Linked DNA regions of Homo sapiens: region 2 is linked to region 1. Evidence: read pairs that join two places in POLR2A ChIA-PET (ENCODE). Cell type or tissue: OCI-LY7. All regions are shown on one strand. Each heading gives the region's core, and the rest is flanking DNA. Links, peaks and the distances in the headings are about the cores only. Region 1 overlaps BICDL1 (BICD family like cargo adaptor 1). Region 2 overlaps GCN1 (GCN1 activator of EIF2AK4).

Region 1 (11,312 bases), core at 1,914-9,913:
CTTAGATAAATTAAGAGTTTGACAAAAAGCATTCCCAAATGTCCCTACCACTGAAGGCAATGTAAAGGATAATGATATTCCATGTATAGCCCACCCTATGGGAGGTGGGGTGCTGGTCTGTGTAGGGAATGAGCTGGACACAGTATAGCAGATCTTATATTCATATTTTATAATCTGTTAGTTCCATTTCTGCAGAATTATAATGGAATAAAGGCTTTCCCCTTCCTTTCCCTTCCCTTTCCTTTAAAAAAGAAAAAAAATACATAATGGAATAAAGGTTCTAAGTGGTGGACTGTTTGAGGGATTCAGCTAATACCTCATGTCCTTAATTCATATATGAGAACACATAGAATTGATATCTATTACTTAGATCTTATCATTAATGTAAAGGGAAAGACATATGCTAAAACATCTCTGACATCATAGTTACATCTTGCCCGCCCTCTGAGCCTGACCAGGACAGTGTCATAGGAGGAGGTATAACTGGTATCCATGGCAACATCACCAGACTGGGACAATGTGAAAAGCCGTAACCTAGCAACTGATGACGAGAGGTGTGTATAGGGGGAATTCTTACAGTTCTGCAAATGACAAACATGCAGCATTGAATGCAACTAATCATACCAGGGCAATGCGGAAAATCTGACTTATTCGTGGAGAATTACAGAATGTCAACCTCATAAAACCTTAGTACTATGATGCATAATTTTAAACAGGAAAATCACATAAACACCTCCTCATTCCCCACACCGTCAGTCGTGTGCAGGGAAAGTACCTTATGTGTCATGACTGGAATGGAAAATAAATTTTGTTGTGGCACCAATCATCTCAACCTCTCTCTATTTCTCATTACACAAAGGAGTAAATTTGGGTGAGAGGAGAAGCCGCCCTCGGTCCCAGAGAAGGATGAATATGTTCTGCATGCAAAGGCGGCAGCATTACAAAGTTACCAGACATGATATACCACATCATGTGAGACTATCTCTCTACTAATTTTCTTTCCAACAGAGATCGCATACGTACATGTGGACATTTAGAGAGCGAAGGAATCATCTCGTTCAATCTCCGTGTTTTACTGACAGAAATTGAAACCCAGAGTGAGGATTTATTCAAAGTCAGAAAATTAGTGACAGAACATGGGCTAGAACCTAGGTCTTCTGTTTTCCAGGTCAATTCATTCCATTAAAGCACAATGCTATTCTTCCTCATGTTTAAACAGAAATGCTGTTGGACTTTATGGGAATGAGAAAAAAACCTCTATTATGTAAAGCCATTGAGAGCTTAGGGTTTATGTATTATAACAGTTAATGTTATTCTACCTAATATAACCATGAAAGGGTCTATCTCACCCTAAGGCAATCCCTGAAAAAGATACCAACTTTTTTTTATTTTGGGGATTCTGGATCAAGTTATAACTTCAAAGGAATTTACCCAACTCTGTGATTATCAAAGATATTACCTGAGTACAAAAAGACCAAACAGCTTCTCTATCTGGGATAGAATGGTGAATGTGTACCAAAAAAGGTGATACTGTTACAACTATATCTGCCTTGGAATCCTACCTAGTTAGAATTGGAAGATCTTAGCAATCAGCCACTCTAATCTCTTTAGAAAACTGAAGCCCAGGACTCTTTCTACTGACTCCATTATGGCTGACACTGGCTAGTTGTTCACCAACCCATTTCTTCTCCTCCCTGGGCAAAAAGCTGGTCTACATTTCCCAGGTTTTCTTGTAACTGAGTATGGCCATGTGACTGAGCTCTGACCAGCAAATGAGCGGAAGCAACAGGCACCATTTCCAGGCATAGCCCACAGAAATCTTCCAGGTTCTTTTCCTTCTGCTACGACCTTAGAAGTCACCTGTTGAAAACAGCCGAGTCACAAGATGGAAGATGGCTGGAGGAGAACTGAATCACTGCCTGAACTAAGAGCCACTGACCACTCAGGAATACCAGCTTTTAATTCCTGTTAGGCTACTAAAAGTTGGTGACTGATCCGTCACAACAACTTCAGTATTAACGAATAAAACTGTAACTAGGGTTACTCTTCTACAAATAATGAATACCACCCCTTTTTTTCTTAATCAGTAAATATCATTTATTATCAAAGAGATGGCTTGTTTTACTTGTTAAGCCAGTAAGAGCCCCACAGGAAGCAGCAGAGGACTGGGACTGCAGACTTGAGCAAATCACTTAACTTCCCCGGGGCTCTGCTTCCTTAACTAGTCATAGATTAGTGACTGCACATCATTTTTCTTTAAACTCAGATAAAAAAAAACACTTTTTCCCTCAAATAAAATATTAAACAGAACTTCAATACATAAAACATTAAAATGCTCAGGTTGAAGTGAAAATGGGGAAGGGGACAGGAATCCACCAGATTAACAATCCATTCAGCTCTTCCTTGCAGCTATTCCCTGAGGCACCTCTTAGAGACCTATGGCTCCTCAGAATAGTTTGAGAACCGCTGATTGAAACCAATGGTTTTCCAAATTATATGGGATTTTTTTGTTGGCACCCACAGCCCTTTTCCATATGAAATCTTATGTGAAGCCTCAATAAACAGAACAGATAAACAGAACAAAGTAATCTTTTATTAAGTATTTTATAATGTAGATGTATAAAATTTATAAACTCAATTAAGAAAAATTAGACCTTTCCAAAATAATTTGAAATTGGAGGATAAGGATGATGGTGGCAATCTTACTCAGTATGCATGTATTTGTGAATTTAGTTGATTTTAAATATTGAAAACAAATTGTTTTATTCACCCAGTGAAGCAGTTACAAGCGCAACCAGTTTTACTCAGTCCACCTTACAACTGCATAATACTCTTTAGTTAATAGAAGTGGCATGGAGGCTGCAGGCTGGCGTCTCCACACATTCAGGCAAAGCTGGCAGCACAGGCTGAGGCACTGGTGGTCTTGCGTGTGTTCTACATGACATCTCAAGAGGGTTCATGATGACTATTTTGGTAATGGTTCTTTGGAGTGTTACAAATTTTAAAAACACATTCAAGTTTGCAGAATCCCTGAAGAGCAAACATTTCACAAACCACTGGTCCAGATAGACCAGAAGTTCTCTTTTAGCTCTAAAACACTTATAATAGCACTGGACTATTGGCCCAGATGCCAATGTAGAGAAATGGAGATGATGCTATCTGTGTCAAAACATTACTTGCTTTTCTGTTGATGGTTCATTCACTGGATACAGATATTTTGTTTTTCAAAGCAACAATACTTAGGAACCACAACTATGGGCTAACCAGCATAAGTAACAAAAGAGTATATAGTATGCTGCCAACTTTTTGTCTGCCTGTCAACTCCAACCTTCCTACCATCTGCAATCTTCCTACCATTTACCAAGTACAAAATTTGGGGGCCCCACCTCACATCAGGCAAGGGCAGCTCATTTAAACTCTATTTTTATCTCTCCTACACAATATACCAAGCTGTCTACAAGGATTGAGTGAATCCAGATTTCAAGGTAAAAAGAAAGACTAACTGCCACATTAAGCCAAATCTAGAAGCATGAAAAAGATCTACCCCTACAGTAATTAATCTGAATCTTGGGCCTTCAAACCTCCAAAATTTAGGCCCAATATACTAGAACTTTAGGCGTTCCTCTTTGGAAAAAGAAAACCAGAACTAGATACTTGTAGCCCACACAACCAACCTGAAGACTCTTGAATCAGGCATGGCTCTCTCGGTAAATAATTAAGAACAGGCTCAGCCAGGCGCAGTGGCTCATGCCTGTAATCCCAGCACTTTGGGAGGCCGAGGCGGGCGGATCATGAAGTCAGAAGATCGAGACCATCCTGGCCAACATGGTGAAACCCCATTTCTACTAAAAATACAAAAATTAGCTGGGTGTGGTGGCGTGTGCCTGTAATCCCAGCTACTCGGGACGCTGAGGCACGAGAATCACTTGAACCCAGGAGGTGGAGTTTGCAGTGAGCCGAGATTGCGCCACTGCACTCCAGCCTGGTGACAGAGGAAGACTCCATCTCAAAAAGAAAAGAACAGGCTCAACTAATCAATACAAGAATCTACCAAAAAAAAAAAAAAAACACCTCTATGCCGGAAGAATAAGCAATTACCACCCTAATGTGTTTAACCTACTAATTAGCAATAGCACAATCTGGAAATGCTGGAAAATCTGTCTTCACAGAAGAGAGCTCCTATGTAAAAGGCCCTTTTCTGTTTTAGCTGAAGTGGTCCTCTCAATATACCACTTTTAATCCTTCTAGTACATCCTTAATATAACAAACATTGCTAAGAATGAATTCCAAACATTTGGATTCATTTTACCTAGTGATGTAAAAGGCATCCAAAACAATACCACCCAGCAAATATCAACCAAAAAATCAACCAAATCAATGAGATAGAAATACATATGAAGTGGTTTTTATTTCCAATTGACTACCCATCCTGGAAGATTTACAAAAAGCCAATCCTCAAGCCAGTGGTTAACATGTAACCTTTGCAAGGCCTTGAGCAAGTGTCACCAAACTTCTGACCCTCAGTTTCCTTATCTGCCAAATAAAGAGTAACTATTGGCTGGGCACAGTGGCTCACGCCTGTAATCCCAGCATTTTGGGAGGCCAAGGCAGGTGGATCACTTGAACCCAGGAGTTCAAGACCAGCCCGGGCAGCACGGTGAAACTCATCTCTATAAAAAGTATAAAAAATTAGCCAAGAATGGTGGCTTACAGCTGTAGTCCCAGCCACCTGGGAGGCTGAGGTGGGAGGATCACCTGATCCCAGGAGGTCAAGGCTATAGTGAGCCATGATGGCGCTGCTGCACTCCAGCTTGGGCAATAGAGTGAGATCCTGTCTCAAAAAAAAAAAAAAAAAAAAAAAAAAGAAAGAGTAATTATCATGACTTCCATCACAGGCAGGAATGGGATCAGAAGAGGTCACATATGAGAACGTCCTTTGGAAATTTAAATAGCTGTTATTTGGTTGAGAAATTATCTTGTTTTCATAACTTCTTTCTAGAATAGGATGACTAAAAATTGCCAGCCTCTGTAAACGAAGCAGACTTTTAAGAAAAAAACAAATAATACAGCCCCCACCTCAAAAGGAACAAAAGCCCATTCAGCAATTAAAACTACTTCTGATAACCAGCTGTTGCTCACTGTAAAGTGTTCTAGAAACAAAAATGGTTCTGCATCACTCAACAGAGGCAGAGTGGTGGTGACACTTATGGACACTGTATTAATGTCTTTAACTCCAAGAAAGGAAACTGGGAGAAATGTGCTTCAAGAAGTGTACCAGACGCAGAGTTGCTAATCCAAAATGAGCTGTTTAAAGAACAAGGATCTGTTTACCTTTCAGAGGAAAATTAGTCTTTTCAGAGAAGATTAGTTTCAGCTAGTATGCAAACTGTATTCTTTGTGTGTGGATAAGGCATTAGAGGCTGACTGAGGAAAACAGCTCCAAACAGGCAGGAAACAGACAAAGCATCTGTTTGCATTAACTTCCTCCTACACATCTCACCTCACAGGCATGAACTCAGAAGGTGGTTCTTCTAGGAGCTGAGAGTGTGTACGTGGGGGGTGGGGGACACTCTTGTCTGAATTCAGCTTCCGTCACTGTGAATGAGGAAATTCTTGGTGACAACCTCATGAAAGGTACTAGAACAGAGTCTCAGGTCCTGAGAGAGCTCAGATGGCTGCGGAAATTTAACTCAGTATTTCACCTCAATACAACAGAATTCTCATTTGTTCTACTTATGTGAAACTAACATGGATATGTAAAGGGCATCTCAACCTTAATTATCCACACAGTCTAAGATGAATTATTTGACTTTATATTCCAACCTATCCCTCTTTCCTTCCTCTAGCCTTTGGTCTCTCAAGTTAATGATGCCACTATTCCTCCAGTAGCTCAAGACAAAAACCTAGGAGTCATTTTTGATTATTTTTTTTCTTTAACCTTCCTTCCCACAACCATTTATTCCATTAGTAAGTCTTGTCAGTTCTACCTTCAAAACATATATCCAACCTAACCCGTTTCAACACTTCCATAATCAAAGCTACCATCAACTCTACCTGGGGAGTCGCTTCTTCATCCATCTCTATCCCTCCACCCTCAGCCCGATAATCCATCCTCCTAGAGTAACTAATCTTTTAAAAGTTGTTATCAATCAGGTCATGATGCTCCCCTGCCAAAAACATATCACTGGCTTCCCAGCACACTGACTAAAACCCCTGGTAGCTAGCAAGGCCCTATGAGATCTGGCTGCTGATTACCTCTCTGATCTCATCTCCTAACCCTTTCCAAGCTAACCACACCCCAGTCATAGCAGCCTTCTTTCCACTGTTCTTAGGCTTTTACATGTTGTTTTCTTTGCCAGGAATACTCTTTTGCTCCTTTTTATCCTGCTCAAACTTCACCTCCCCAAAGGTTCCTTCCTGAGAATCCTATCAAAAATTGAGTTGTCTCTACAGCTACCACTTTCTCCTCCTTACCTGGTTTTATTGTATTCATAGTACTATCACTAGCTGATTTGTCTGTTTATGTATTTCCTTCTTTACTGTCAACTTCCTGCATTATTTTCAGACAGGGAATGCACCTTGTTCACTGTAGCATCACTGTTACTCAGAACAGTGACTTCATACATAGTAGGTGCACATTATAAGTATTTGAATGAATGAATGAATGAATGAATTTTTCAAATTGTGAAATACAACATATATAAAGATAAATACATAAAACAAATACGTCTTGCTTAACAAATAATTATAAAGCAAACACCCACATAATTCCCACCAAGGTCAAGAAACAGAACACTGCCAGCTTTCCAGAAGCCTCCTCTCCAGGCACCATTCCATGATGACGGGGATCCTCCCCACCAATCACACACATTCCCCAGGTAACCATTATCTTGACTTTTGTGATGATAATTACCTCAGTTTTCTTTATAGTTGTACTATGTATGCATACAGAATGATAGGTTTTGCACTCTTGATGAAGGTAGATATGAGGAGAGTATAGACTATTAAAACATTCTTGGAGCAATATGATAGTATCTATTAAAAATTTAAATGTACATACCATTTGACCTAGCTATCCTGTTTGTAGGCATCTAACCTAGAAAAATGTGAAGAGTGCAAAAATGTATGAACAAGGATGTTCACTGCAGCAGTATTTGTAACACTAAATCACTATAACCAACACATATGCCCTTCAATGGCATAGCTGTTACATTAGCCGTGGTACCTCCATATGTGCTATATGGAATACTATATACAACCATTTAAAATACTTTAAAAAAAATTCCAAGATATAGTAAGTGAAAGAATTTTAAGAAAACCATTTTGTTTAAAATGAAAGCAAAAACGGCTGGGCGTGGTGGCTCACACCTGTAATCCCAGTACTTTGGGAGGCCGAGGTGGATCACCTGAAGCCAGGAGTTTGAGACCAGCCTGCCAACATGGCAAAACCGCATCTCTACTAAAAATACAGAAATTGGGTAGGCATGGTGGCACTCGCCTGTAATTCCAGCTACTTGGGAGGCTGAGACACAAGAATCATTTAAACCCAGGAGGTGGAGGTTGCAGTGTGCCGAGATTGTGCCACTACACTCCAGCCACCGCACTCTGGGAGACAGAGCAAGACTCTCTCAAAAACAAACAAAAACAAAGCAAAATAAGTAGAAAAGTTATGTACAACATGTGTGCATGTGTGTATCACATATGAAGAAATACAAAAAAAATTAACACCAAACCATGGCTAGTATTTTCTTTGGAAGAGGACCATGGGAGATTTTCACTGAACATTTGTACTGAACATTTCTCTATTGTCTCAATATTATTTCACAGTGAACATGAATTCTTTTTGCCATCAGGAAACACAATAAACATTTTTAAAATTTAAAAATCTATAGGCCAGGTACGGTGGCTCATGCCTGTAATCCCAGCACTTTTCGAGGCCGAGGTGGGCAGATCACCTGAGGTCAAGGAGTTTGAGACTAGACTGGCCAACATGGTGAAATCCCGCTTCTACTAAAAATACCAAAAATTAGCCGGGTATAGTGGCGGGCGCCTGTAATCCCAGCTACTCAGGAGGCTGAGACAGGAGAATCCCTTGAACCTGGGAGGCTGAGGCTGCAGTGAGCTGAGATCGTGCCATTGCACTCCAGCCTGGGCAACAAGAGCGACACTCCGTCTCAGAAACAAACAAACAAACAAATCTATAAAACTTAAACTTAGGATAGAGGCAAAACTAGAATTTCTGAATATCTACTAAGGAATATTCAGTAAAGCTAAGTTCCTTAAGAAGCCGACCCTATCCTAGCCAGATAAATCAAAGTTCATAAAAATAACACCCCATTGGGAGCCAATCTTTCATAAACATAGATTTCAAACTTCCTGGCTTCACCTGAACTATAATGGATCTTTGTTTCTTTATTTCAGTCTCTCCTTCACCAATATTTAGACCATTCCTCCAGGTATCTCTTGGCCTAATCCCTTCTAGTTTAAAGTACAGGCTTTGGATTCTCCTGGCCTTGGACCTAGGCATAACTTCCTGTTGAATGCTCTTTATCACCCTCCCTATCTCAGTGATTCTATAGTAGAAACCCATCTTGGCTTCATTCAGCCTTTGAAGCAGCCCTTTTTATACAATGCTCCCAAAACAGCTTCTCTCTTTGGGTATTAGGGAGTAATACCCAAAGTCATAGTGACAAGGCACATGACCCCAATTCTGGATGTGAGAAACTGGGGAGAGGTTTGTTAGAGACACTTGTAGCACTGTGATGAGGGGAAAGGGATAAATGGAGGGGGCTCTGGGAAAACAAATGCAAAAAGAATATAGCACAATACCTAAATAAATCAAAGAAAAAATAATTATTTTAAGGTGAATTCTCGAGTTTTACTCTTGAAGAAGCCATCAGGGCTGCACAGTGAGCAATTATATATCCTACGTGAGGCTCTGCTCAGAAGCAATCACCATTCAGCTTTCCAAATGAGAACCTCTGGCTGCCTCCTTCTCCATACTACAGACCATGTGGAGCATGAGAACAGATGAGATGACACAGAGTTGCAGACAGGGAGTTCTTTTGTCTAGTGTACGCTCCCAAGAAGGACAGGAAAGCCATAATGATACCTAAACCCAAATAATGGCCAATCGTCCCATGAGACGAGAATTTTTTGTAAAAGCTAAAAGGCTCATTTCCATACCCATCAGTAGAGTCAGAGAACTACAGAACCAATCGCTCTGTAACTGACCAACCTGCAGACCATGGAGAAGCACAGTGCAATGCAAAAGGACCTGCAGACTTTAAATCAATGCACAAAAGCTCTGTCCATTCTCATATGTAGTCACTCTTCTCAATTCATTGAAGACTGGCTTTTTATGCAATTCCAGGAGTATCTATGATAATAATATTAGGTGTCTAGGCAAGTGAGTCACCATTAGCTATAGGTTGCCTGTCAAAGCACTGATATCCATGGCACCTTTGACAACTGGTTTTCAAACAGCATACACGCAGTGTAAGAGTGAGTGTGAAAGTCAGGAGTGCACTTCTAAAGAGTACATGGAGGGGTAGTGTATTCTTGACAGTTATAGTTCTAATAATCTCCTTATTGGGTATTTTAGATAATCATTTAACAACAACAACAAAACCCAACCATCTTTTATTGAATGCCCACTCTGCTAGATACCTGTTTACAACAATAAACAAGACAGATAGAGTCCCTGCTCTCATAGAGTTTACAGTCTAACAGTATTCATCAAAGAATGCTGTTCCCTTAGCTCTTCCACAGCTGGCTCCTCACCCTTGGGGTCTCATCTCAGATGTTGTCTCCCCACAGAAGCCTTCCCTACCGACTGTTTTTTTTTTTTTTTTTTAAAGATGGGGTCTTGCTCTGTTGCCCAGGCTGGAGTGCAGTGGCACAATTTCGGCTCACTGCAGCCTTTGCCTCCCAGGTTCCAGCGATTCTCCTGCATCAGACTCCCCGGTAGCTGGAGATTACAGGCTCACGATACCATGCCCAGCTAATTTATGTATTTTTAGTAGAGATGGGGTTTCACCATGTTGGCCAGGCTGGTCTCAAATGCCTGACCTCAGGTGATCTGCCCGCCTTAGCCTCTCAAAGTGCTGGGATTACAGGCGTGAGCCACCATGACCCGGCCCCCTACCGAGTCTTTCTAAGGTAGAAAAAGCTCCCTGCTTTCTAGTCAGTCTCCATCAAATCACCCTTCATAGTACCTACTGCAATCTGTATCTTGTGGATTGTTCATTTATTTATACATCTTCTCCTACTAGCTTCATAAAACAGAGGACTTGTGTTCTCCACTGTATTCCCAGTGCCTTGATCAATAAATATTTGCTGAATGTTGAATTAAAGAAGATCTAAAAAAATAATAAAGGCTTTCATATTTTACTCAAGGAATAGAATGCAGGTTAGTCTTTAGAGGAGGGTAATGAGAGAGGTGGATTGGGACTTTTTCAAAGAATAAAATTAAGGGTTCTAAGTATCTTCCCATGAACCATGGCAGCTCTTAGTCATATGGCCAAAGGCTTATGTATCTTTGGTATGTAAATATGTTATTAAGTATATGCAACCCCCCAGAAAAGTGACACTACTGTGAACACCTCCCACAGACAGCACTGATTAACATCCAAGAGTTGTATCTGTTGGTAAGAAAACCCCAACACGTTTCTTATGGGTTGAATTATGTTCCCCTTCCCCTATCCATATATTGAAGTTCAAAACCCAGTACCTCAGAATGTGACCTTATTTAGAGACAGGGTCTTTACATAGGTAATCAAATTAAAATGAGGTCATTAGGGTGGGTCTAATCCAATATGGTTGGCGTCCTTATAAGGTTAGGAGAAATGAGTGACTGCTATGGGTACAGGGTTTCTTTTGCGGAGGGTGACATGTTCTCTAATTAGATAATGGTGATAGTGGCACACCTCTGTAAATAACTAAAAACTACCCAATTATACACTTAAAAAAATTTTTTTTTAAGAGACAAAGTCTCACTCTGTCACTCAGGCTGCAGTGCAGTGGTGTGATCATAGCTCATTGCAGCTTCAAAGTCCTGGGCTCAAGCAATCAGCCAGTACTACAGGCATGCACCACTACACATGGAGAATTTAAAAACATTTTTTTTGTAAAGACAGGGTCTTACTGTATAGTTCAGGCTAGTCTCAAGCTCTTGGCCTCAAGTGATCCTCCTGCCTCAACCTCCTAAAGTGCTGGGATTACAGACATGAGCCACTGTGCTAAGCCCCAAATTGTACCCTTTTAAAGGGTAAATGTTATGGTATGTGAATTATATCTCAATAAAGCTGTTA
Region 2 (11,312 bases), core at 1,685-9,684, 120 kb before region 1:
TTTTACAGTGTCTGCAGAACCCATCCAGCGACATCAGGCTGGTGGCTGAGAAGATGATCTGGTGGGCAAATAAGGACCCACTGCCTCCCCTGGACCCCCAGGCCATCAAGCCCATCCTGAAGGCTCTTCTTGACAACACCAAGGATAAGAACACCGTGGTCAGGGCCTACAGCGACCAGGCAATTGTCAACCTCCTCAAGATGCGGCAGGGTGAAGAGGTGTTTCAGGTGGGAGCCTGGGGGGCCTCACCAGGATGTGCTGTGAGCATTTGTCTTTCAGCTCTTCTTCAGCATGGAAATATTTAAACCACAGGCTCTTCTCTGCCACCACGGATGTGCTAGCTTTCAGGAGCAGATTAAGATTTGGGTGACTGGGGCCGGGCGCGGTGGCTCGCGCCTGTAATCCCAGCACTTTGGGAGGCTGAGGCGGGCAGATCACCAAGTCAGGAGATGAAGGCTAACACGGTGAAACCCCGTCTCTACTAAAAATACAAAAAAATTAGCCAGGCGTGGTGGGCGGCTTTGTCCCAGCTACTCAGGAGGCTGAGGCAGGAGAATGGCGTGAACCCAGGAGACGGAGGTTGCAGTGAGCTGAGATCATGCCACTGCACTCCAGCCTGGGCGACAGAGTGAGACTCCGTCTCAAAAAAAAAAAAAAAAAAAAAAGATTTGGGTGACTGGCCCAGTACCTGAAAACATACATTCCCATGGTTTTCAGACTTCTTTCCGAGCAGGGCCCTTTCTTCAAATAAAATCTCACATGACACCCAAACAGACATAGCAGATCCCAGGAGAGCTGCCCAGAGGAAACCCAGAGTTGTGTTCACTCAGTCCCCAGCCCCCAGCAGCCTTGAAAGCCCAAAAGCTGGCCAGCCGCGGTGGCTCACGCCTGTAATCTCAGCACTTTTGGGAGGCCAAGGTGGGCGGATCACCGGAGGTCAGGAGTTCGAGACCAGCCTGACCAACATGGAGAAACCCCGTCTCTACTAAAAATACAAAATTAGCCAGGTGTGGTGGCGCTATGTCTGTAATCTCAGCTACTCGGGAAGCTGAGGCAGGAGAATCGCTTGAACCTGGGAGGCGGAGGTTGTGTTGAGCTGAGATCGTGCCATTGCACTCCAGCATGGGCGACAAGAACGAAACTCCATCTCCAAAAAAAAAAAAAGCCCAAAAGCTGCAACTCCCACTGCCTCGTCTCATGAAAAGCATGATGGGGCCAGGTGCGATGGCTCATGCCTGTAATCCCAATACTTTGGGAAGCCAAGGTGGGAGGATCACTGGAGCCCAGGAATTCAAGATCAGCCGGGCAACATAGGGAGACTCTGTTTCTAAGAAAAAGGGAAAAATAGAAAAGCATGATGAGTGTTTTCATTGGCTTTCCCTGGATCCATCTGATTCCCTTATTTTGCCAGAGTCCACCTCAGTGTCTCTAGTTCTGGGGTTAACATTCATTTTTGTCTTTCTCCAATTGGAGAACGTGGCAGCCGTATGTTCTGACTATGTTTCCTCCTGCTCATCCTTCCCCACAGTCCCTCTCCAAGATCCTGGATGTGGCCAGTTTGGAGGTGCTGAACGAGGTTAACCGAAGGTCCCTGAAGAAGCTGGCCAGCCAGGCCGACTCCACGGAGCAGGTGGACGACACCATCCTGACATGAGAGGCCTGGGCCAGCAGCAGCATTGCCGCTCCACATCTTTGCTCAATGTTTTCATTTTTGAAAATACATTTGTTCCAATGGGGAGCTTGGAAGATGGCGTTCCCAGAAAGTATTTTAATATCAATAGACCACAGCCAAAGCCTTAAATCAAACCCACACACAACTGAAAATTGCCTCCTCCATCTCTCACCTTTTCCTGTGGAGAAGAGAAGGAAAAGCACACGCATGCGCCTCAGCAAATGGCAGCCCAGGAGCTGTTTGTCCAGTTTAGCATGGCTAGGTCTGGAACTATAATAGCAGGGTCAGACTGTGGGTTCCTCTTCTCCTGTGCTTGAGCTCTGGTTTGAGAGCTGGCGCTACCAACCTTTTTCCTATATCCCGAGTGGGGCACAGACGGTGGATCTCTGCCCAGTGTGGTGTGTCTGGCTTGGCTTTTCAATATTGTGAGGTCTGAATGGATCTGACCCCTGTCAGATGAAAATGATTCACAGCTCTGGCAGTTCCCAAGTCTGGGGAGGGGTATAGGTTTGAAAGGCTGTTTGAAAGAGGAATGTTTAATAAAGGCTTTGATTTAATCTTGATATAAACAGATTTTTAAAAATCTCCACCCATTAAACATGAAGCTTCCTGCATCAGGAATAAGGAAAGGTTTGTACCTGTTTTTGTAAGTATTCACAGTTCTCTGATTTCTGGACATATCTCTCTCCTGCTTTCGAAAGTCTTAGCATTCCCTGTAGACGTCTGTCCTGAGGTTGGGTTTTGAGAGGTGTGCAGCCTGGCCTGTGATCTCCCCCAGTGTGGAGAATGCAAAGGTCGAATTAGCCACTTTCCTGTTCTGTTCTGACTTGGAAAGGTAGGGAGCTTCTGGTACTCAGGTTGTAAAGAGAAATCCAGCCCCTCTGTGAATAAGAAAGGGCCACATTCCTATAGTTGAAGGACTTGGAAGAGGAAGCCAAAGTTGCATTTCAGCATCTGCCTCCTTTATGAATGACTTCCTTCCTCCTGATTCTTAGAAGGCTCGTGACACACACATTCTGTCTGATGGAGCACACCCCACTGGGCCTAGTGACGCAAGTTTTTCTGGGCTGCTCCCTGGCCACAATACAGGACAAACCTCTGTCAAAATTACTGGCCTGAGCTGTAAAAGGAAGAGAAAAAGTGGTAGTGGCAAACTCACTTTATAAAAGGTATAAAAATGCTATGCCAAAAAAAGCAAGACTTTGGTTATTAATAATGCAGCCAAGGTGGAAAGTAGGCCTGTGACTCAACACTTCCAATGAATAAGGCAAGGTGACCTCTGAGGCACTTCTCATGAGCCCTATTTTCTTGCAGCAGACATGGTGTCAGCTGGCTTGAGGTAACTGTAGAATCCCAGGGCTGGAAGGGACCTTGAGAGGTCAGCTGAGTCCTTGTAGCCAGAACAGCCAATGGCTACAACTTTTGGTAGCCATGGTAACTGTTCTCTGCCTCTGGAATTCGGATGGTCATCAGCATCCTCCCAACTGCCAAGGGCATGTGTCCATCAGGCTGTCTGCAAATGTGTTCTCCACCACCAGTCAGCTATGGGGAGATACGGGAAAAGTTTCTGTTGAGGGGCATGAGCTGGGAAACCTGTTAAGCTGTGAGACCATCTTCACTGTTTCCTCCAGGGTCTTGGATCAGATGCTGATATCCACCTGTGGCTTTTAGCCCCCCTTCTGCAACTGGGAGGGGAACCTGACGTACTTAGAGGTATCAGACACTCATTAAGCAAAATCCAAAGGAAAAACACCAGATACCAGTTCCAGAAACTGGAGGAGGATGAGCTCTCTGTTCGGAATGGATGGAGCTTGACTGACAGACGGGGATGACTCGAAGGCTCCCAGAGCATATTGAGTTGCATTCTCTGAGTCTGGAAGGAGGGTGTGAGCTCCCAGGAAGTGAGCCATGAAGGGCTGTCATGGACATGCCAGGGGAGCCCACAGAAAGGACCTTGTCACCCCAAAGTCCTAGCAGTCCTGAGAACAGCAGCCCAGACCAAGCACCCTGGGGACATTGAGGTTAGCAGCAGAGAAGCAAAAGCTGTTTGTCCTGGAGGCTGGTAGAGCTGTTTCACCTTGGGCAAGTCATCTGACCTCCCTGGGCCGGTTTCCTCTTATGTACAATGAAGAATTTGGAAGAGAAGCTCTAAAAATTTATTCTCAAAGTTATTCTGTAGGTGGTGGTACTCTCTAGGTTAATGGTACTTACAACAGATGACATTTGCTATCATTTCATTTAGTCCTCTTAACAGTTCTATGAAGCGGGTTCTCAATACTATTTTCTAGAGGAGGAAACTGAGGCACAGAGAGGCCACTCGCCCAGGGTCATATGGCTAGTAAATGGCAGCCTGTCCCCAGACCTCTGTTTTTAGCCTTTCTCTTAACTTCTCCTATGCCGGCTAGTTAGCCATCAGCATTTTTCATTCTTTAGAGCCTCCAGAACTTTTCCATCCAGGTATATACAGGAAATTAGTACGTGTATAGCACACTAAGTGAACAGCTCCAGCCGCCTTGCCCAGGGATGCCACCCCCTCCAGACCCTACCCAGCTGCTCTGCAGGCTGTGGGGAGGAGGACCTCACTCCACTTAACAGGACACTGGCTGGGAAAGTCTTCAGAGAAAGCGGATTATTCTCAAAGACTCGCAGTGATCCTCCAGGGGAGACTGTCCCTCTTTCTCTTCTTGTGTCTGAAAGTCAATGACAAAGTCATATTCCCTTATCCAGAGAAAACTGAAAAAGTTCTAAACTGAGCATTCCCAAACCTTCACCTAACTCTGGGAGCCTCAGGAATCATGGGCAGCAAGATTATTTTTAAAAGGTGGGGGTATTAGGCCGAGGCGGGCGGATCACCTCAGGTCAGGAGCAAGACCAGCCTGGCCAACATGGTGAAACCCTGTCTCTACTAAAAATACAAAAATTAGCCGGGCTTGGTGATGGGTGCCTGTAGTCCCAGCTACTCAGGAGGCTGGGGCAGGAGGCGGAGGTTGCAGTGAGCCAAGATTGTGCTACTGCACTCCAGCCTGGCGACAGAGCGAGACTCCGTCTCAAAAAAAAAAAAAAAAAAAAAAAAAAAGGTGGGGGGGTATTGTTAAAACATGGTTCACGCAACCCTTCAAGGAACCAGACCTTCAGGTACATTCTCTTTGTCCAACACTGTGATGCGGGAGGACTTGGGAGAGTGGCAGGGAGGCTGCAGATTTGACAGTTTTGGGTGCAGGGATTGGAGACATTATTTGACAGATTTTGAAACACAATTGGCAGTTAGGAATGTTTTTCCTCAATGTATGGCTCTGTGGATGTGTCTCAGATTGCTTCAATAAGGAAAAAGAGGAACCAATCTAACTTAAAAGGTCTAAGTTCTAAAATATTGTGAAGGAAATGTAGATACCGCTTTAAAGTTCTAGTGCAGGATAGTGGAGCCACAGGGACTTCCAGGACAGGTTAGAACCTTAATTTCACTGCTTAATACTAAGCTGTGTGATCTAGACCATGTTCCTTAACCTCTCTGAGTGCATCCCCTCACCTTGACAGCGCAGTCTCACCGTGTTGTCATCTGTGTTGAATGACATAATGCACTTTGCACAGAGCCAGGCACACATAGGAGGTTCTGGATACATGGATGGTGACAGTGAAACAAGGATGATGGGGAATGAGATTGATTTTGAGAAATGATGATGATGACTATGTTTGATTCTCCAAAATGCTGAGTGTACATACATCAGCACACAGATGGTCTCCACTGTGCATGGGCAGGAAGGCACATTACCACCACTTAGATCGGTGCTTCCCACCGTCGTGAGAGAGAGAGGCCGGCAGGACGTGGTCTTTATTTTATGAAGAGTAAAGTTGAGGTACAGGTGGCAAGGAGCATCTCTGAGGTCACATTGGCAGAACTGGGAAAAAACCCATATTTCTTGATTCTCCGCTCACCAAGCCCCAGGGGCATTCTACAAAAATAATTTGGAAGGTGAATGTAACAAAAGTGAAACCCACGTTCTTGGCCTGTGACTGGGTTTCACTTTTTAAGAGATGGAGCCCAGTTATTTCACAGGGTGGCTCTGAGTTGCCCCTAGGTTCTGTTAGGAAGGGTCCCTGCTGCCTGCCCCAGGGGAAGGGGAGTGTTGATGTCAACACAGCTCAAGACACTGGAAAAACTGGTCTGAGGGATGATTGCCTCAGAGGGATTTCTAGGTGAGACCTTCCTGATTGTGCCTGAATGGATACCCCAGTCCCTGTCAGGTTCCCTCCTGTGAGCTATTTCTCTAGTGAGATGGCGGCCTGGTCACAGGGACAATTAGTGCATGATAATTCCTCAGGGCTGTGCCCCGCAGTCCCACAAGAGAAAGCTGTGGGTTTTGAATGTATTTACATTAGATCTTTCTTACCACTTGGGTTCCCACAAAAAAGGGAGCTAGGAAGCTGGGGTGCAGGATTCAATCTAGCATTTCGCAAATATTTTGCCCTCAAGACTCCTTATTTATTTACATGCAGGGTACTGCTCTGCCGCCCAGGCTGGAGTGCAATGGTGTGCTCATGGCTCACTGCAGCCTTGAACTCTTGAGCTCAAGTGATCCTCCTGCCTCAGCCTCCTGAGCAGCTAGGACTACAGCCACACACCACCACACCTGCCTAATTTTGTTTGTTTTTGAGATGGAATCTCACTCTGTCGCCCAGGCTGGAGTGCAGTGGCGTGATCTTGGCTCACCGCAGCCTCTGCCTCCCAGGTTCAGGTGATTCTTGTGCCTCAGCCTCCAGAGTAGCTGAGATTACAGGTGCCCGCCACCATGCCCAGCTAATTTTTTTTTTTTTTTGTATTTTTAGTAGAGATGGGGTTTCACCATATCGGTCAGGCTGGTCTTGAACCCCTGACCTCAGGTAATCCACCTACCTTGGCCTCCCAAAGTGCTGGGATTACACGTGTGAGCCATCGTGCCCAGCCTGGCTAATTTTTTAAATTTTTTTTGTAGAGATGAGGGTTTCACTATGTTGCCCAGGCTGGTCTTGAACTCCTGGCCTTGAGCCATCCTCCCTCCTCAGCCTTCCGAAGTGCTGGGATTACAGGTGTTTGTCACTGTGCCCAGCCGGGATCCTTTTATATTTTGAAATTTTTTTGAGGACACCAAAGAGCTCTTGTGTATACCTATCTTACCTATTGATATTTAGCATCTTAGGAGTCAAAACCAGGCTAGGCACAGTGGCTCATGCCTGTAATCCCAACACTTTGGGAGGCTGAGGTGGGAGGATGGCTTGAGGCCAGGAGTTCAAGACCAGCTTGGGCAACATAGTGAGACTGTTGTCTCTACAAAAAATTTAAAAATTAAAAAAAAAAAAAATAGCAGCCAGACGCAGTGGCTCACACCTGTAATCCCAGCACTTTCAGAGGCTGAGGTGGGTAGATCACCTGAGGTCAGGAGTTTGAGACCAGCCTGACCAACATGGCAAAACCCCGTCTCTACTTAAACAACATAAATATTAGCTGGGCATGGTGGCATATACCTGTAATCCCAGCTACTCGGGAGGCTGAGGCAGGAGAATTACTTGAACCCAGGAGGTGGAGGATGCAGTGAGCCGAGATCATGCCACAGCACTCCAGCTCCCACCTGAGTGACAGAGCAAGACTCTGTCTCAAAAGAAAAAAAAAAAGCCAGGCATAGTGGTGTGGTGGTGTGTACACCTGCAGTCCCAGCTACTCAGGAAGCTGAGGTGGGAGGTTCACTTCAGTCCAGGAGGTCAAGGCTGCAGTGAGCCATGATCGTACCACTGCACTCCCAGCTTGGGCAAGAGAGAGACTCAGTCTCAAAAACAAACAACAACAACAAAGCAAAACTGTTCAAGTGGCATTGTTCCACATTTTTTTAGGTTTCTAATGTCTGGATTCGCATGTCAGCTCTGCATTTGGTCTGTTGTATCACATGTCATGTAGGCTCTGGCAAACACTGTACAGTCATAAGCAAATGAAAGTGAAAAAGGCAAATCACATCTTAGTATTGTGAACATGTTTTGACTCTGAAGATCCTTTGAAAAGGTCTTAGGGAGCCCTGCGGGTCCTCAGACTACACTTGCAAAACCACTGATTTAATAATATAAAGGTTGAGTGAGAAAATTCCTGCTAAACGGTTTGGAGTCAGGGGAAGAAGCTGACCCTGAGTTAGACCCCAAGTTTGGCCCACACCCCAAAAAGTGAACTCAAGAGAGGGTTCAACTAATTGTATCTGACATTCTGTCCAACTCTCACACTGTGTGTGTGGCTTCACTTTAATTCAACAGGTATCAAGCACCTACCAGGCACTGGGTCTCCAGAGGATACAGATAAAGAGATGGTCCCTGGAATCATGGAACTTACATTCACTTGATTTCTGGGGGCTACATCAGGGCAGGGCAAGGCCCACTGCCAAGTCTCTTGGTGTGGCATCAGGCTTGCAGGTGTGGGAGAAAGGGCCCGTTTCCACTTCCATCAGAGGGAGACACCAGGCATCATATCATATCCTCTCTTCCTTCCCTCTTGGACCAGTATGCTGAGTGGTCCCCATCTTGCTCCTAATTTAAAGTCCCTGTCGGTCAGTTTACCTGCCTTCTCTGAGTTCTGATTCACCACCCACTGCTTCCTTCCTGGATGATCACAGCACACGTTCCCTCCCTTGCTACCTAGCACTCAGCAGCTTTGAAGTCCATGTTGCTGTCTGAAATAATGGATTTCACAGGTCCCTCCAACCTCCACTGCACTGATCTTCATCCCTGACACTGCTACCCTTGAGGGCCTGAGGTCCCCCTCTCCTTTACCCACTTAGCCTTCTGGTTGGTGACACTTTACTTCCCAAAGCTCTTTGAAGCGCCCTTAGCTCATCTTCCCTCCAAATATTCACTCCTTATTATTTCCTGGCTGCTAATCCTCTGCTTCCACTATCCTGAAAAATACTTCATGAGCCCCACTGCTCTCACCACCAAGCATTGTTTCTCTTGTCATCCACTGCCAAACTTCCTGCCACCTCTGTGGCTCCACTGCCTGCTTCTGCAAACCTCAGCGTGCTCCCTGCTTTACTTTTCTCCTTGGACATACTTGGTGCCTGTATTCTCTATCAGAATATAAGCTCTATGAAAGCTGGGATTTTAAAATTTTACTTACTGCTGAATCCTCAGCTCGTAGATCAATGTCTGGCATAGTAGGCCCTCAAGTATTTGTTGAATGAGTGAATGACTTGTTCCCCACTAAACTGTAAACTCCGTGAGGACAGGAGCTTTGTTTTGTTCATGTTCTAGCCTCTGTGCCCACTACAGTGCCTAACACCTAGTAACTGTGCAAATTTTTTTTTTTTTTTTTTTTTGAGATGGAGTCTCGCTCTGTCACCCAGGCTGGAGTGCAATGATGCGATCTTGGCTCACTGCAACCTCCACCTCCCAGGTTCAAGTGATTCTCCTGCCTCAGCCTCCCGAGTAGCTGGGACTACGGGCGTGTGCCACCACACCCAGCTAATTCTTTTGTATTTTTAGTAGAGATGGGGTTTCACCATGTTAGCCAGGATGGTCTTGATCTTCTGACCTCATGATCCACCCGCCTCGGCCTCCCAAAGTGCTGGGATTACAGGCGTGAGCCACTGCACCCGGCCACTTAATATTTACTGAATTAAGGATGAATCCAGTTACCAGGTAAATTACGTGATTTTTTTTTTTGGAAGCTGCTTTGTCTAGTTTATAAGTTTGCTTATTGTCTTTTGCATCTGTCCCTGCTGTTACCTTACACCCAGGCTTCAGCAATAACCTTTAAAGCTCTGCAGCTGAAATCCATCCTGCACCCTGCCAGATTACTTCACTAAAATATTTTGAGATTGCCTCTTTGCTCAAAAACTTTCAATGCCTCCTCATCGTATTAATAGTTTCTAATGTGCAAACAGGTGGTGTTGCAAAAGTTCATCTGTAAGTTAGCTGTTCAGAGCAGTGGAACAAAGTTTCCCATTACTGGACACACTGATCCTTTAGGTCACACAAGTTTACATATGTATACAGTGAGAAGGAGAAAGAAAGCTTAACATAACTCATCACTGAACTGTAGTTTAAATAAATGTCTAACAATGTTTCCAGAAGAAAATGTGCTGATTCATTTTGAGATGCCAGGCACATACCCTGGCCTGCAGGGAATTCCCCTCCAAGCCAAATGATGATTCTCATAGACTGTGACAGGGACTGTCTAAATAGACACTCAAAGCTCTCCTATTCCAGTGCCATCATGACATCTTTATGATAAAATCTTCTCCCCATCATTCTAACTAAAAGCTATAGCTTTCCTCCTCTGAAGTCTAGACTGCATATCTGACAGCTTTTCTATCTACTGTATTGTCTTATACTTTCAATTTCCTCATGAGTATGTCTTAACTCTTGATGAGGCTGTGAACTGGTGAGAAAAGGCTCTGTTCCTTTTTTTTTTTTTTTTTTTTTAAGACGGAGTCTTGCTCTGTCGCCTAGGCTGGAGTGCAGTGGTGCAATCTCGGCAACCTCTGCCACCCGGGTTCAAGCGATTCTCCTGCCTTAGCCTCCCGAGTAGCTGGGATTACCGGCGCCTGCCATCGTGCCCGGCTAATTTTTTTTATTTTTAGTAGAGATGGGGTTTCACCATCTTGGCCAGGCTGGTCTTGAACTCCTGACCTCGTGATCCTCCCGCCTCAGCCTCCCAAAGTGCTGGGATTATGGGTGTGAGCCACAGCGCCCGGCCTAAGGCTCTCTTCTTATAACCTCTGCAATCCGTGGCACATAAACACTCATTAAATAGTTACCAAAGAAATGAAGGAATTTATGCCGATTGCTTTCCAGATGACACATGCAGGCAAAGTCAGGAATCTGGTTTTAATGGCCAATTTGGATTTATTTCCCAAAAATATCCTACAGCCTTATTATCAGGAAGCTGCCTTGAAAATGTGTGCTAGAGTCTACAGTAGGAAATGGCTCAAAGTATGAATCAGTGCAAAATGACCTTGAGTAACATTGGTTACAGTCTGTCACATGCCTACATGTGCCAGGTAATTTACAAACATAACTCTAAAACAACCATTCTGTGAGGAAACGGGGGCTTTGAGATAGTGTGATGTGACTTACCTAAGATCACAAAGCTTTTAAGGGATGGAGGCCAGGATTCCAAAGCTAGCATTGGAACGAAAGTCTTCCCGACACCAGCCCAGGTTGTGAAGATGAGCTAGGAGGACCTACTGCCTCGCTGGCTGGTTAGGGCTGGGCGTGCCTCCCTGGTGGAAGGAAGGTACATACCTTCCTTCTCCCCCTCTATTTCCTAAAACTGCTGAGTCAGAGGATGGCCCTAACCTTCCCGACCAAGGGGGACTTTCTATCGGGAGCACATGAGCAGCTCTTCTCCCTAGCCAGTACCTTCAGATTCCAAGCTCATGTTATTTCGATATCACCACACTGATTCTCAGCTCCCGGAAAAACAACTCAAGGCTTGAGTCAGACACTCCATGTGTTGTTCAATGATCCCGCCTGCAACAATGTTTATTATAACCAAAAAATATAAACAGCATGAATGTCTATTAATAGCGGAGTGGTTAAATAATAGTACATCCGATGGTTATCGGATGGAGTACCATACCACGCAGATGTTAAATGATAAAAGTGTACTGTTAAATAGAAAAAGCAA

What was found. ChIA-PET counts read pairs that join two places held together with the same protein. Peaks named below come from ENCODE experiments on the same cell type or tissue, not always from the same donor. Only the 100,000 strongest peaks of a DNase experiment are listed, where the experiment ranks them.
Region 2: POLR2A ChIA-PET joins it to region 1 with 39 read pairs; 10 of 35 experiments call an interaction of 5 or more read pairs at or near these places.

What each region holds. Positions count from the first base shown.
Region 1 is chr12:120,001,703-120,013,014 of GRCh38, reverse strand. All of the region lies in intron 2 of BICDL1 (BICD family like cargo adaptor 1), which reads right to left. Among named protein-coding and RNA genes, the nearest start is that of BICDL1, 18 kb to the right of the region's middle. RefSeq lists an enhancer at 355-434. In OCI-LY7, for the core only: no CTCF peak of the experiment used is centred there; a DNase peak (open chromatin) is centred at 5,534; H3K27ac peaks cover 806 bases.
Region 2 is chr12:120,118,191-120,129,502 of GRCh38, reverse strand. GCN1 (GCN1 activator of EIF2AK4) reads left to right here. Exons shown (of 58, transcript NM_006836.2): 57 at 9-227; 58 at 1,529-2,301. The coding sequence ends at 1,654. RAB35-AS1 (RAB35 antisense RNA 1) reads right to left here. Exons shown (of 1, transcript NR_182302.1): 1 at 10,500-11,312. Among named protein-coding and RNA genes, the nearest start is that of RAB35-AS1, 6.9 kb to the right of the region's middle. RefSeq lists enhancers at 5,495-5,634, 9,507-9,566, 10,682-10,731, 10,772-10,841, 10,872-10,971 and 1 more. In OCI-LY7, for the core only: no CTCF peak of the experiment used is centred there; DNase peaks (open chromatin) are centred at 5,452, 7,352, 7,622 and 8,284; H3K4me3 peaks cover 3,329 bases; H3K27ac peaks cover 5,735 bases.